Linked DNA regions of Homo sapiens: region 2 is linked to region 1. A link is a loop called in an ENCODE intact Hi-C map of the cell type or tissue named here. Cell type or tissue: heart right ventricle. All regions are shown on one strand.

What was found. A loop is a pair of places that touch in the nucleus more often than their neighbours do. Peaks named below come from ENCODE experiments on the same cell type or tissue, not always from the same donor. Only the 100,000 strongest peaks of a DNase experiment are listed, where the experiment ranks them.
Region 2: it touches region 1 in a loop (2.0-fold over the local background); 7 of 110 quality-filtered maps call a loop at or near these places.

What each region holds. Positions count from the first base shown.
Region 1 is chr16:47,471,140-47,479,139 of GRCh38, reverse strand. All of the region lies in intron 1 of PHKB (phosphorylase kinase regulatory subunit beta), which reads right to left. Among named protein-coding and RNA genes, the nearest start is that of PHKB, 14 kb to the right of the region's middle. In heart right ventricle, no CTCF peak of the experiment used is centred here; no DNase peak of the experiment used is centred here; H3K27ac peaks cover 1,483 bases.
Region 2 is chr16:47,630,303-47,638,302 of GRCh38, reverse strand. The region is part of intron 14 of PHKB (phosphorylase kinase regulatory subunit beta); the gene reads right to left. Among named protein-coding and RNA genes, the nearest start is that of PHKB, 170 kb to the right of the region's middle. In heart right ventricle, no CTCF peak of the experiment used is centred here; no DNase peak of the experiment used is centred here.

The sequences.
Region 1 (8,000 bases):
TACTTTCCCCTAACTCCCCCGACAGTCAATGATTGAGTGCCATAATATTTTGAAGCAGAAAAAAATATTAACAAGTATCTGGTCTAAGTCCCTTATTTCGTGGAAGGAATTCACAACTTGCTCAAGGATGCAGAGCTTGTTAAGCATAAAACCAACACCAAAAACAAGATCTCCAGACTCTATTCAGGGATCTGATATTTTTAAAATACATTCATTATTTTGGTCTGTTTATTCTGGACAAGGTCATTTCTTTATGCTACTGTAATTCACCAGTGTGCCCAGAACACCATGCTTAGTGGGTGCTGTCAATATGCAACATGCCAGAATGAATATAAACACATAAATTTAATTTTAACCAAAGAGCTCAAAAAGGTTAAGAATAATATCATTATAGTATGATTATCAGCATCCTAATAAGAACTAACAATATCAGAGCATTTACCACACGCAAAGTACTGTTGAGAGCTATTTACATATGATTTCATTTAATCCTCACAATAACTCTCCTAATAATAATGGTACTATCATTATCATTCTAAAGATTTTTTTTTAAATGGGGTTTAGTAACTTAACCAAGGTCACACTGGTAGCAAGTGGAAGACCTAGGATTTAAACACTGAAATATGCTTTGTTTCTTTTTTTCAGGTAAAGCAAAAAAAAAAAAAAAAAAAAATTTCACAGCAATATATAACCTGCTTCCAAGGTAACATTTAAATCAGAAATACTGCTTTAATGACAATTTTCCCCAAAATATGAAGGGGTTTCTAAGCAATTCTGGTATTGGTCGCTGCACTCTGTCCATGTCAGCCATGTAAATGAACCATTTCAGCTGTCATGTTACTTGACGCATCTGTCCTTTACCTAGATTTCACTTCTTTCTATTTCCATTTCAATACCATATTAGTTGAAGACAACTGCAGTTCACAAGAATAAAAATAACTCTCATCTTGTAAATTAAATACATGATAATTGCTAGACTCTGCTTTAAAGAGGTCTAAGGTAAAAACATAGATTTTTTTCTCTAGTGCATTATTTAGCACTATGTTCAAGACTTTTCCAGAAATAGATGTTATATCACTTCTTATTCTGAAACTTACTCTAGATGGCAAGATTTAGGAAGCTTTTCTCTATTTTATTTAAAAGTATATAATTTTCTCTTTCTTTACCATATTCCTGAAATTTAAATGGTTAAGTTCAAATTCCTCGGTATCTTAGGTAAAGTTCACACTATGACACACAAGGCCTATTAAATAGCACTGACTCACCCTATGCATGAAGGAATAAACATGCTACTGGTGACTTACATTTGGATTACAATGTAGATGAATAATCTATGTGATTTCTTCCATTTTCTCTTCAGGGAAAGAAAAAATCAGTACACAGAGATAGCTCAAAGTTTGTATACAAGGGGTAAAAGCAGTCAGAGCCATGTAGTTTGGCCTTGGAGATGCTGTCCACAGTTTAATAGAAAAATCAAAAGTGCCCTCACCACGTCATAAAGCTATTATAAACCTAGGTCAGTATTTTGTTATATTTATTACATTTATTTTATGAGTCTGAATTTTGAAACTTTTCGGACTTGACCAGTAGAAGACTTTTTTTTACTATGAAAATATGTTCTTATTCAAAACCTGCAGGAAAATAAATAAACTGAATTTTATTCACCAAGTAAAAAGTTTAAATTATTAGACAACACATAGTGCTGGAAAGTTCATTCTGAACCAAAACTGTACTAATCTTCGAACATGATTAATTAATTCATTCAACTTGTATTATTATTCAACATTGAGTCCCCAGCACCAAGCCTTGTATCAGGGGCTATACAAAGCTGCAACAAATCTTGTCCATGACCTGAAGGATTTCATAGCCTAGTAAAGAAAAAAGATATATAATTATCTAATAGCAATGCAGTGACATCAGAGCCAAAAGAAGCCTGTATAAAATGTCATGGGAACCAGTAGAGCAATTAATTGAAACCTGAAATGCAGAGAAGGGAGTTGTCAGAAAATATGTAAAAACAAGAGATCACTAGAGCAGAATAAAAGATTATGGAGTGCACCAAGCTTACAGAGAAAGGCTATTTAATACAGAGGGAACTTCATGATAAAGGTGCAGAAGCCAGAAAGAGAGTGACCCTCCTGGGAACTGCCAGGTACATTAATAACATTGCAGCAGAGAATGTGAGGAAGACAGGAGGCTGGATAGGTATCCAGAAGTCTAACAGGGAGGATGCTGAACAGCAGATTCCAGGTTTGCATTTTATTCTTTAGAAACTGAAGAGCCACTGGGGCATCATATGATCCAAACTCTAGAAGATATATCTGTTGGCAGAGCAAATGACTGCTAGACAGGGAGTAAGCCCTAGGCATAAAAGTCTAGTTTGGGTCAAAACAATCATTCTAGGGCCTTGAATTAAGACAGTGACACCAGTAATGCATAAGGGAGGAAATATTCAAGAAATATTTAAATAGTAGAATTTAAAAAACTAAGAAGGACTTAAATTTGGTATAGGTCTTAGGTATAAGTATCAATATAATGAAAATGAGATACAGCAGAAGAAAGAGTGCACTGATAAATTCTAACTCTCAAATAGTTTATTTCTTCAAATTATAATAACTAAAACCTTACATCCTGATAGATCTTTTTATCCTTGAGGTCATTGAGCAAATGATTATTATCAAAGCTACAAGCCTATTAAGAATTGGGATAAAGTGGGTATAACAAACTAATTGAGCCTTACTGTGTATTTCCATGAAAAAAAGATAACCAAACAAGAGGATCTCTGAATGGGCACAGAAAGAAATTTATATAAAAAGATTCCACAAAACTAAAATAATTTCTGTTAGAAATACGTAAGTTAAGAAAACACGCTTTTATTTTAAAAACCTCTATATTAAAGATATTTATCATGAAAACTACCAGTGGACTACATAAAATCTGCTTAACACAAATGAAAGTTAAGGCCTTACACTTTAAAAATCAAGGCTCACTCATATAATCCCAGCACTTTGAGAGGCTGAGAAGAAAGGATTGCTTGAGGACAGGAGCTTGAGACCAGCTTGGGCAACATAGCAAGATCCTGTCCCTAAAACAAGAAAAAAAAAATTAGCTGGGCATGGTGGCACATGCCTGTAGTCCCAGTTACTCATGAGGCTGAGGCAAGAAGATCACTTGAGCCCAGAAGTTCAAGGCTGCAATGAGCTATGACTGCACGACTGCATTCCAGCCTGGGAGATCAAGGAAGATCCTGACTCTAAAAATAAAATAAACATGTTTATATAAGCCACAGTTAAAAGGGGCTCAATTTGAACAGGAAAACTGTCAAAGCAGGAAGAACATCAATAGAAATGATTAACACTCTCTATCAATGCTTACCGTAATACCAAATAAAGCTGCTTAATTAAGATTATTTTTTAAATAATTATTTTAAAAATACGACATATTTTTAAATGTTATTTGGAAGCATGGGAATTTGCTAAGAGAAATGTCACCAAATGGGGCATGGTTCTATTTCCTACATTTAGCAAAGCCTTATGATGCACAGTGTATTTTCTCTAGAGTTCCATCTGGGTTTCTCACTACAAATTTCCAGATGAAGTCCCCTAATCAAATCTATAGCATCAAGTTGGCCAAAGCCTAAGAGTGATGCCCACTTTGGAGTCATTTAGCCATAGAATGTTCCGTTACTCAAAACTTATTAAATGTATTGTTTTTGCTTAAGGACAGAGGAAATAATAAGGCTGCCTCTATTAGGACATCGAGATCTGTGGTCAAGTTCCCGAGATAGAAAAAGAAAGAAAAAGCATGCTAGAACTTGAGATGTCCCAACTTCCATCTTCAAAATATATCAGCAAACACTTATATCAAAACATTTAAAATCAAAGATCACAGTAAATTTAAAGGTTTAGTCTCTTGTCCTTAATTTTTGAAGTTAGACTTGCATGACTCCCATTTAGCTACAAAGATGGAAATTCATGACAAAACTTATTTAGCAGGCAGTGAAAAAAAGATGAGACTGAAATCATCCTAAATCAGAAGCCATTAAAAGTTTAGATGCGAATTATAAAAAGTTAACAATAAGCTGTCCTGTAAGCAGAAAACCCCATGAAAGAAATAGTCCAGGCGCAGTGGCACACACCTGTAATACCAGCACTCTGGGAGGCTGAGGCGGGAGGATCACCTGAAATCAGGAGTTCGAGACCAGCCTGGCCAAAATGGTGAAACCCTGCCTGTATTAAAAATACAAAATTGGCTGGGCATGGTGGCGCATGCCTGTAATCCCAGCTACTTGGGAGGCTGAGGCAGGAGAATCGCTTGAACCTGGGAGATGGAGGTTGCAGTGAGCTGAGATTGCATCATTGCACTCTAGCCTGAGCAACAAGAGCAAAACTCCATCTCAAAAAAAAAAAAACAAGAAAATAGTCCACTGACTGAAGTCACAACAAGCTAATTCTTTTTGACATATTGTTGATTTATAACTTATCAATCATCAGATATTTACAAGTGAGCCGACAAAGTTAATGCAACCAAAGTTAATATACAAAGTAAATGTACCACATTTTTTTTTAGTATACAGAAAATTATTTACTGGTTCAACTATTGGAGGAAGACAGAAATATAATAAAGAATACAAGTTAAGCACCTGATGAGTATATTTTCAAAACATACCAGGTAGCTAAAATATGTACGAAGAGGAACTATCCACAGCTCAACAGCCCAATCCCAGACTCTGTGTCTGTCCTTCCTAGTCTCCATCCACAGCTTTAGCAATAAGACTTGATCTATAATCCAAATAACAGCATAAGTGTTCATCTCTATGGCTGGTGCCTATTTCAGTCCTGAGCTACAAGACTTGAATCTTAAATTGCCAAAAAGGAGGGCCATGTAAACACTGTGAGGCTATTAATAACAAAGGGAGTAAAACAATAAACTTTAAAAGATTTTATATGACAAATGAAAAATCAATGATATATATTTTGAAAAAAGAGCATATATGACATATATCAGAACTTTAAAAGATTTTATATGACAAATGAAAAATCAATGATATATATTTTGAAAAAAGAGCATATATGACATATATCAGAACCTATAAAAATGACAAATTTCAATTATTACACAAGATTCTCGAATGTTGACCAAAGGGTACAAAGTTTCAGTTAGATAGGAGGCAAAAGCTTCAGTGACCTACTGTACAGAATGGTGGCTATAATCATAAAACGTTATATATTTCAAAATTGCTAGAAGAGTAGACTTTAAATGTTTTCATTACGAAAAAATAGTAAGTATGTGAGGGGCCAGATTTGTTAATTAGCCTGATTTAATTATCCAACACTGTAAGCATATACCAAAACATTATATTGTACCCTGTAAATATATACAATTACTATTTGTCAATTAAAAATAACTTTAAAAAAATTCTCATTAAGGCTGTTGGAAATCACTTAATGTTTAGGTACCACAACTGTTCATCTACACAAACCAACATCCTCAAGAAAATTTGTGAAATATGAACTGAAAGAGAAGAAAGCTATAAAACCAGTAAGTTAAACATAAAGAATAATTCTTTTTTAATGGACTAATAATCATGTGATTGTTGGTAAAATAAACTAATAAAGTCTATAAGAAAAAGGTAACAAATAATAAAATAAAAAACAGCAACAATTGTTTCATCTTTTAAAAACCATTTCTAATCAAGGCAACGAAGGCCTAATGTGAAAAAGAAAATGAGAACAAGTATGAATGTATTCAAAATACATCACAGAGGCCAGGTGCAGTGGCTCACGCCTATAATCTCAGCACTTTGGGAGGCAGAGTTGGGAGGAGTGCTTGAGACTGGGAGTTCCAGACCAGCCTGGGCAAAATAGTGAGGACTTGTCTCTACAATAAAAAAAAAAAAAAAAAAAAAAAAAAAAAAAAAATTAGCCAGGCATGGTAGTGCACACCTATAGGCCCAGCAGAAGGGAATGCTTGAGCACAGGAGACCGAGGCTGCAGTGAACTGTGACAGTGCCACTGTACTCCACTCCAGCCTGGGTGAGAGAGCAAGACCCTGTCTCAAAAACAAAAACAAACAAACAAACAAACAAAAAAAAAAACACAGATCCTAGAAGCTACAATGAACCATCAGAAAGCATCTTCAAGACTAAATATGTAATATATGCAGTTACAATTTTCTATTACTTGTTTTCTTTTTATTTATTTTTGAGACAGGGTCTCACTCTGTCACCCAGGCTGGAGTGCAGTGGTGCGACCTCACTGTAGCCTCAACCTTTCGGGCTCAAGCTGTCCCTCCTGCCACAACCTCCAACCAGCCATCCCAGGCACCACAACACCTGGCTAATTTTTGTTTTTTTTTTGAGATGGAGTCTCGCCCTGTCGCCCAGGCTGGAGTGCAGTGGCACGATCTCGGCTCACTGCAAGCTCCGCCTCCTGGGTTCACGCCATTCTCCTGCCCGGCCTCCCGAGTAGTTGGGATTACAGGTGCCCACCACCACGCCTCGCTAACTTTTTTGTATTTTTAGTAGAGACGAGGTTTCACTGTGTTAGCCAGAATGGTCTCGATCTCCTGATCTCGTGATCCGCCCGTCTCGGCCTCCCAAAGTGCTGCGATTACAGGCGTGAGCCACCGCACCCAGCCTAATTTTTGTATTTTTTGTAGAGATGGTTTCGTCATGTTGCACAGGCTAGTCTCAAATTGGGCTCAAGCAGCCCGCCTGCCTTGGCCTTTTGAAGTGCTAGGATTACAGGCATGAGCCACCGCAATGGGCAGTTGTTTTCTAATCAGGGATTTGAAAATAGATGTGTCCCAAAACCATAAAAGATATGTCTTAATTGCATATATTTTCTAAAAGTCCATTATCTGTTCAGAGGTAAATTAAATGTCTAAATGCATCCTTCTGCCTGAATCAAGCAAAGAATCAAGGACCTTGTGTAGCTTTGCAGACTATTCCTCAGAATAGAAGGGTCAATATGCCATTTTAAAATGTGAAAACAGAATAGCATCATGATATAAAACTAACTGTATCTAAGATTTTACTATATATACACACACATGTATTTCGCACATATACTTTTTATTTTTTGAGACGGAGTCTCTCTCTGTCACCCAGGCTGGAGTGCAGTGGTGCAATCTCAGCTCAATGCAAGACCCGCCTCCCGGGTTCACGCCATTCTCCTGCCTCAGCCTTGCGAGTAGCTGGGACTACAGGCGCCCGCCACCATACCCGGCTAATTTCTTTGTATTTTTAGTAGAGAGGGGGTTTCACCACGTTAGCCAGGGTGGTCTCGATCTCCTGACCTCGTGACACATATACATTTTATATTTGTATATATGCACCTTAATTAATTATGCATTAGAACCTACCTACCATTTATACCTCTGATTCAATAAACTCACTTTCTAAAGTTAGTTTATTCTCCGTTTAACAGGAAATGGGCCACAGGAATATTCTTCCAAAAGTGAGTTTACTGAGTCAGAGATATGTAGATTCTAATGCATAATCAAGGTGGCCACATCTTCTGAATCCAGAATGATGATATACTCAATATCTGTGCCTTCACAGCCATTCACTATCAAACATAGATTGAGTGGCCCTATGCACCCAGCATGGTGCCAGGTGTTAAACATAGAGCTATATGACACACAGCTTCGGCCATGAGGTTGCTCCCCGCCTTTTTGTCACCTTCCAGTCTATTTTTACATAACAGACAGAGAATCATCATAAAATACTAATCCAGCCTTACAACTCCACTGCTTCAAATTTTCACCTTCCCTTCCATTTATAATAAAATTCAAACATCTTCAAGGCTCCCAAGACCCTGCCCATCCCAGGCCTTCCTCTCACCCATTCCTGTCATTCACAATGCTTTACCCATAATGGCCTTTTCAGTACGCTTTAAATACCCAGCTCTATCTAGCCCCAGGATCCTCAGCCTAGAGTCCTCCTTACCCCAACTTCTCCACTGATTCCTATTTCTAGGAGTTAAATATCACTTCCA
Region 2 (8,000 bases), 160 kb before region 1:
ATTTGCTATAATGCCTATGTTGCCCTAGATCCCATTGGCTTCCACCATTCTAAGACATTTGGATTATCTGTCATCCTATTTTTTTATATGGCTAGTTCTTCCCCAAATGATTCTGAACATCTTTTTAAAGACATCCTCAGGTGACTTAACACCTTCTTTAATGCTATGGTCTGAATGTGCATGTTCCTCCTGAAATTCAGGTTGAAATTTTAGCCCCCAAGGTGATGGTATTGGCAGGGGATAAGGGGCTGGGGAATGGGGAGGGGTGCTTTGGGAGGTAATTAGGTCATGAGGGCGGAACCCTCATGAGCAGGATTGGTATCCTTATAAAAGAGGCCCTGCACCCTTTCCATCATGTGAGGACACAGGGAGAAGGCACCATTTATGAACCAGAGAGAAGGCCCACACCAGACACTCAATCTACCAGCACCTTGATCTTGGATCACCCAGCTTTTAGAACTGCGAGAAATAAATTTCTGATGTTGATATGCCACCCAGTTTATGGTATTTTGTTATAGCAACCTGAACAAACTAAGACACTTAGCTACTACCCATTTTTTTCCTTTCATTTCTCAAATATAAGACTATAACTATGTCCTTACCTTTCTTGCCTCTGTACTTCTGCCCTCTACAATCTATCCTGCCCTGTCTTTGGAGATACATAATCCTAACACAAGTCTATGGTCACATATTCATTCTATTCATTCTCTCTTTCTCAAATCTCATCCACTCTAGTAGCTTTAAGCTATTATCTCTAAGTGTCATGGGATCCTTGGGGTGTTGCTTTGCCAGCCAGAAACCTCTGTGGCTGGTGGAGCCTTTTACCTGAATATTGCCCACACCTACTGGGCTCGTTCCACCCACTTGGCCTGTAGGCTGTGCTCAGCTTGCACTACCAGCCTGGATCCCACACTTGCCGAGGGTGAGCCAGGTGTTGGGTGGGGGGTGCGTGTTTCAGCCTTGTTTGTGTTACAGCTCTTTCAGTCCTGCCATTTGGTGAGTCCCAAGTTCTTGTCCCATGTCCAGAAGAGTGAGGTACACAGACAACTGGAGGGTGAGCAAGGCGGAGAGGAGCTTTATTGAGTGACATAATAGCTCCCAGGAGACCCAAAGTGGGTAGCTACTTTTTGCAGGCAGGCCATTCCGATGAGTGTCCAGCTCTCAGCTGAGAGGAGACCCGCAGTGGGAGCTCCTTTCTGCAGGCAGCTCATCCCAATGAGTCAAGGAGACCTGAAGACCTGAAGTGGGTAACTCTTTCCTGCAGCTGGTAGTCCCTACATCTGTCCAAGTCTGGCTGAGTCTGGTGGTTTTTATGGGCTCAGAAGGGAGGAAGCGCATGCTGATCGGTCCATGGGCGGCCATGGGTGGGCCCGGAAAAAGCACAGTTTCTCACTCTGGGCTGCAGACTCCACCCAGGGGTGGCAGCCCGGCCCCCAGGCTTCAGGTCATCCCTGGTTTGAAGGCAGGGTTTCACCAGGGACCCGCCCAGGAGCCTGTTTTCCTCCTGCCATCATCAACATGCTGTCCATGGTGCCCAGGCTGTTTGTGCCAAGGGATACCTGCAGGCCCACAACAAGCTGCCCTTAGCCCCACCGGCCTCCCTCCTGTGCTCATCGGCGCTCAAAGCCCAGAGGGGGCTGAGGCAGCAGGGGGATGGCATGTCAACACTGCCCTGAGCGTGCGCACACCCAGCTGTGTTGCATCAGCACCCAGGCTCAGTCACAACTTTGTTCCGTACTGCTGCAGGTGCTGGGAGTGGGGAATGGGAGCAGGCACTTCTGAACCTGTGGGGACCGGGGGCTTCCCAGGCCCCCAAGAGTGCAGTGATGCCTGGGTCTGGAGCTGCGGCTGGGCAGCTGCAGCTGCACCTGAGAGCATGGGGCCCCTGCCCCACCAACTCAGTAGGGAGTGGGGCTCCTGCCTCCTCCTGGCCCCCTCTGGCTCCATGAAGTGTGCAGCCCTGGCCACACTTCCCCTGCTGCAGCTGGTGTCCCCACAGTGGCTGCCCTAGACAGGTTGCCACTGCTATTATAAGCAGATGCTTCCATGTTTATATTTCTGGTCTTGACCTTTCTCTTAAGTTCTAGTTCCCACATTTTAAACTGTTTTCTGGACATTTTCTCTTGGCTATTTCCAAAGTTAATAGATTGAAAACTCAACTCCTCATCATCAACCCCACCTCCATCCCAAACAGGTTCTTATCCTTTAACCCTCAATTAATGGGTCACTCTAGCTCAGAACCTCAGAATCATCTTTGATGCCTTTTACATAACCTCCATATGCAATTAGTCACCAGAATCCTGTTAGTCCTTCCTTCACACAGTATCTTGAATGTTGTTTTCTTTGCATTTCTATAGCAATATTCAGGATTTAAAAGTAGCAACAACAGCGAACACTTTATATAACTATACTCCACATGCCAGGAACTGCTTAAGTGCTTTATCAAACTATTATCCCATTTTACAGGTTTAAAAATGAGGCACAGAAAGTTTAAGCAATTTATCCAAGGACACAGACCTAGCGGAGCTAGAATTCAGACCCAGGCAGTCTGACTGCAGATTCTGTGCTCATAGTCACTCACTTATCCTGCCTCTCAAAGAGCAGAAAGCAGGCAGACTTTAGATTGAAAGATCTACCTACAAGTCCTATCTTGTCACTTCCTCCAGCAATGATCCTGCTCATCTGATAGGTGCCTTAGATTACTGTGGACAAAACTGACCTGATCTCCATCCTTAAATCTACTGACTCCCAAAGCATTCCTTATCTCTATAAGACCCCATATTATGAGCTCATTTGCTCTGGCCAAAAAATGTGTAAGTCATCCTAAATTCCTTTTTCCTTCAAACCCCATAACCAAAAACAGCTAAAAAACCAAAACAAAACAGTGACAAAAACTGAGAACACTTATTGAGAATCAGGTGGCTATATTAAATTATATACTCTTAAACACCCCTATTAGGTAGGTTACTATAATTATTCTCATCTACTGATGAGAAAACTGAGGCAAAGAGTGGTTAAAAAACTTATCCAACATCATACAGCTAATACATAAAGCTATTAAGTGGCAACATGGAGATTCAAACATGCGCAATCCAATCTACTTATCCATTATAGTATACTGTATGCCTCTGTGACGTGCTGCTAATTCACGAAGAACTCGTATTGGCTCTACCTCCAAAATATGTCTCAAACACACCACTTCTCTCCTTCTCCACTGCTAATACTACTCTACTTAAAGTAACCATGATCTTTTACTTGGTTAAGTAACTGGTCTACTTACCTCAGTCTTAAACCCCATCCCACCCATTCACAGCAGTCCATCCTGAAAACAGTAATTAAAAAGTGTAAATCAGATCATCTCACTACTACTCCACCCCACCCACACATGCACATGCTTATGAACACCCTGCCTAAAACTCTCCAGTAACTTCCTGTAAAATGATAACAAAACTGCTTATCAGGCCCAAGAGGCCCTCCATGATCTAGCTCTGGCATGCTTGCCTCTGCTTTCTTATTCTCCCTTCTCTTCTTCACCATGTTTTAGCCACCCTGGGTCCTCTCTGTCCCTTGAACATACCAACTATATTCCCATCAAGTGCACTGGTTACAGCTGTCTGGTGTGTTTTCTCCTCCAGGTTGCAGAATGAATGCTCTCTGGTCATACAGGTCTCAACCATCATCCCTGCCACATAGGCCTCCTCTCTCCACCATGGCCAAAGTTGTTCTCCTCAGGCATCTCCAACCCCAGTCTACCACTTTACCTTATTTTGTCTGCCTCATAGTACCTGTCCGATACAGAAATTATATCATTTATTGTTATTCATTCCCTTCAGAAAGTACCTCCCTGAGGGCAGGGAACTTGATCTAGCTGGTCTACTGCCACCTCCCCACACATGGAACATAGTAGGCATCCTTACTATTTGATGAATGACTGCCCATGCAAGTTTCTCAATTCTTTGCTTGTCTGTAAAATGGGAAAAATATTTACAGTGCCTACCACAAAAGGAGAGGATCAAACAAAAGAGGGCATGTAAAATATTTGCAAACTTTGATCTGTTACACAATGATATTTATACTATTATTTGCTGTGTGACTCACTATGTCACTTAACCTCAATAAGCTGCAGTTTCCTCATCTATAAATTGAGAATAATAAAAATAACTATTTCCTAGGGTTATGAGAATAATACATAATATATAAGCATTTAACACTGGCCTATAGTAAGTGTCCAAAAAAAATTAGCCATCTATCAATGCCAGCAACACAACCACAACCCTGGGTCACTGCAATAGGCTTCTTCAGCTTTCTGCTCCACACTTGCCTTTGCCCATTGTCTGCGATTTATGGTCAGGTTCATTTTCTTGTATCAATGATTTGCACAAAGGAGGTGGTCAAAAAATATTTCTTGAATGCATGAAGAAAAGAGACAGAGAAGAGTTAGTAAACAGATATAGTTATGCAATATTTAGGATATTACCTCTACCCCAAAACTAATGTTTCCCAAATAAAGCCCAAACTTCTCGAGGACTTTTACAGCTCAGGGACTACCTGCTGTTCCCTGTTGGTCTCCCATCTGTTTTAGAGTACTCCACTAAAAAACAGTTCACTCATGTCCATCTTATGTTTCTGTCCACTGTCCCTTTACGTTTGGACTGCTCTCTCCATTCCTTTATCTATCCAGATCCTGACTCGCTCTTTTAACCTAGTCTCCTCCCAAACTCCCCCAAACACCAGGGTATCCAAATATCTTTTGTCCCTACTAGGAATAGCTGGCACTGCCTGTATGAGACACTTGGCACGAGTCTTGGATCACCTCATGCCATGCCTTTGGAAGGGTTATTTAGCTTTTAGAATGTGTATGAGTGGTCTGTGAAACTACAGGGGCCCCTCATGCTTACTTTTCTCACTTAGGATGTAGGAACCACCTTGCACTAAAAGAAAAGCAATTGTTATTCATTTGACGGTTTGGAGGAGGAACTTTTTTTTTTAGTATTGCTGGTTACATTTATTAGCAATACACAAATCTTCCCTTGAGCATACCCAACAAATGTTTGCAAATATAAACAAGGATACTTTTAACAAAAGAAAATAATCAGTAAAATGTACACATTTATATACACTATAAAAGAGTGTACATGTCAGAGTAACAATATGGTTTAGGACCAAAACCCTGTAGTTAGAAATATTCTCATTCAAAATTTTCATTTCTATAAAGTCAGATTGTATTTTTCTAAGATTTTTTCATTGTAAAGAAAACCCCACATAACCTAAATTTAACATCTTAACCATTTTTAAGTGTACGGTGGAAGAGGAACTTTTATAGCATAACTTCTCTATAAGCTGGGCACTAACTATATTAATATTGCAACTCATCATGCTAAAAATTTAAAACTACGGTAATTAAGACACTGCATGTCTATCTGTCTAGATTCTAGTTTTTAAATTACTCAAATCAGGTCAAAGTAGTAAAGCCAGGATATTTGCAGCTGGGGGCTATAAATAAAACAGTGTAATACAACTTTCAAAGGGCACACAGAGAAAACTTAATGTGAATGTGCCCTAATAGTGTTTCTTTTCCTTGCTCTTTTTTTCTAATTTAATTTTTTCAACAGATAATTCATTCATAAGGCTCAAAAATTTAACAATTATGAAAAAGTTTTTGGTGACATGTCATTCCCATTTGGGGCCTTCATCCCCACAGTTCCCCTCCATCTAACAACCAATCACTGCTATGATTATTTATGCCTTGCTCTAGCATTTCCTCATGCCTACAACAGCAAATGCAAATATATATTATTTTCTTACATTTCTACACAAAAGTTACTCTCAGCACCTTTTTCTAGTTAATAATTGTATATCATGGAACTCTTTTCATATATTAACACATAGAACACGTCCTCATTTTCACTCTAACTGCTTGGTATTCCATTTTGTAGATGTACCATATGTACTAATGTCATCTTTACACCTTTTGATAATCAATTAAGGCTAGTCAACCTTTTACACTGAAATCTCTGGAAATGGTTATGGTTACACAGTGGCACCATTAAACATCAGGTTTTAATTCTGCTTATAAAAGTAGACTAAGCACTCAAACTAAATCATTCAGAGGCATTGCTACCACTGGATTATGTGGGTAACTGGAGGACTATTATAAGAAAAGATCAGTAGGTTTGGGTTTGGGGAGGGGGCAGTGAGAAGTGTCTGAGTCTTTTCTAGGAGGGTGACACAGAAAGAAGCATAGACATCCATTTACAACATATGGAAATACACGACAGCTTGTTGATAAGAGTTATCTCATGGGATTGCTGGGTCAAATGGTGTTGCTGACTCTAGATCCTTGAGGAATAGCCACACTGACTTCCTCAATGGTTGAACTAATTGTGGCACTGTTCACAATAGCAACCAACCCAAATGCCCATCAATGATGGACTGGATAAAGAAAATGTGGCACATATACACCACGGAATACCATACAGCCACAAAAAAGGATGAGTTCATGTCCCTTGCAGGGACATGGATAAAGCTGGAAACCATCATTCTCAGCAAACTAACAGAAGAACAGAAAACCAAACACTGCATGTTTTCATTCATAAGCGGGAGTTGAACAATGAGAACAAATGGACACAGAGAGGGGAACATCACACACTGGGGCCTGTCGGAGGGTGGGAGGCTAGCGGGGGGACAGCATTGGGAGAAATACCTAATGTAGATGACGGGTTGATAGGTGCAGCAAACCACCATGGCACATGCATACCAATGTAACAAACCTGCATATTCTGCACATGTACCCCAGAACTTAAAGTACAATAAAAAAAGAGTTATCTCATTATGTTCTTGCTTACATTTGTTTTGTAGTCTGGTTTGGAATGTTAAGGAATTAATACATCTTGACAGCTTGCTATGTGCCACGTGTTATTCAAGAGCTTTTTTGAGTATTCTCACAAGAACTCCCATTTTAAAGATGAGGAAACTGAGGTGACGAGCGGTTTAATAATTTGTCAAAGGTTACACATCTAGTCAGTGATAGAGTTTAACCTGACTGCACGTATGTCCAGGTCTGAAATCAATATGGCACATGTCACAGTACGTATTTCACAGATTATGTGCTGCTTGCTATAGCAGGCAGAGATCTCTAGAGAAACAGGAAAGAGAGAGAGGAAGGAAGAAGAAGAAAGAGATTTATCATATGGATTGGCTCACACAATTACGGAGGCAGGCAAGTCTCAGGATATGCAGGTGAGCTGGCAAGCTGGAGACCCAGGAGAGCTGACAGTTTAGTTTCAGTCTGAGTCCGAAGGCCTAAACCCAGGAAGGCAGACAGTGTCATTCCAGTCTGAAGACTGGCAGGCTCAGACCCAGGAGTAGCTGATGTTTCAGTTCAACTCCAAAGACAGGAAAAAAGCCCATGTCCCAGCTGGAAGGCAGTCTCACAGGCAGAATCCTCCTCTTCCTCAGCGGGGGTCAGCCTTGTTCTTTTCAGACTTTTAGCTGATTGGATGAGGCCCATTCCCATTAAGGAGGAAAATAAGCTTTACTCAGTCTACTGATTTAAATTTTAATTTCATCCAGAAACACTGTCACAGAAACACTCAGAATAGTGTTTGACCAAATAGCTGGGCAGCCTGTGGTCCAGACAAGTTGACATGTAAAATTAACAATCACATGGGTGCAGGAACATGCTACATTCATGGGGAGTAGAGTCTGCCAAATCTCACCAACAGTCTCTTCTTCAGACACCTGAGATCAGGTTTTAAGAAAACTCAATTCCAAGCATTGTTTACAAACCTATTTTCTTATCTGCTTTTTCTTTTTTTTTTTTGCGACAGTTTCCCTTCTGTCACCCAGGCTGGAGTGCAGCAGCGAAATCTCAGCTCACTGCAACCTCTGCCTCCCAGGTTCAAGTGATTCTCATGCCTCAGCCTCCCGAGTAGCTGGGATTACAGGCATGTGCCACCATGCCCGGCTAATTTTTGTATTTTTAGTAGAGACAAGGTTTC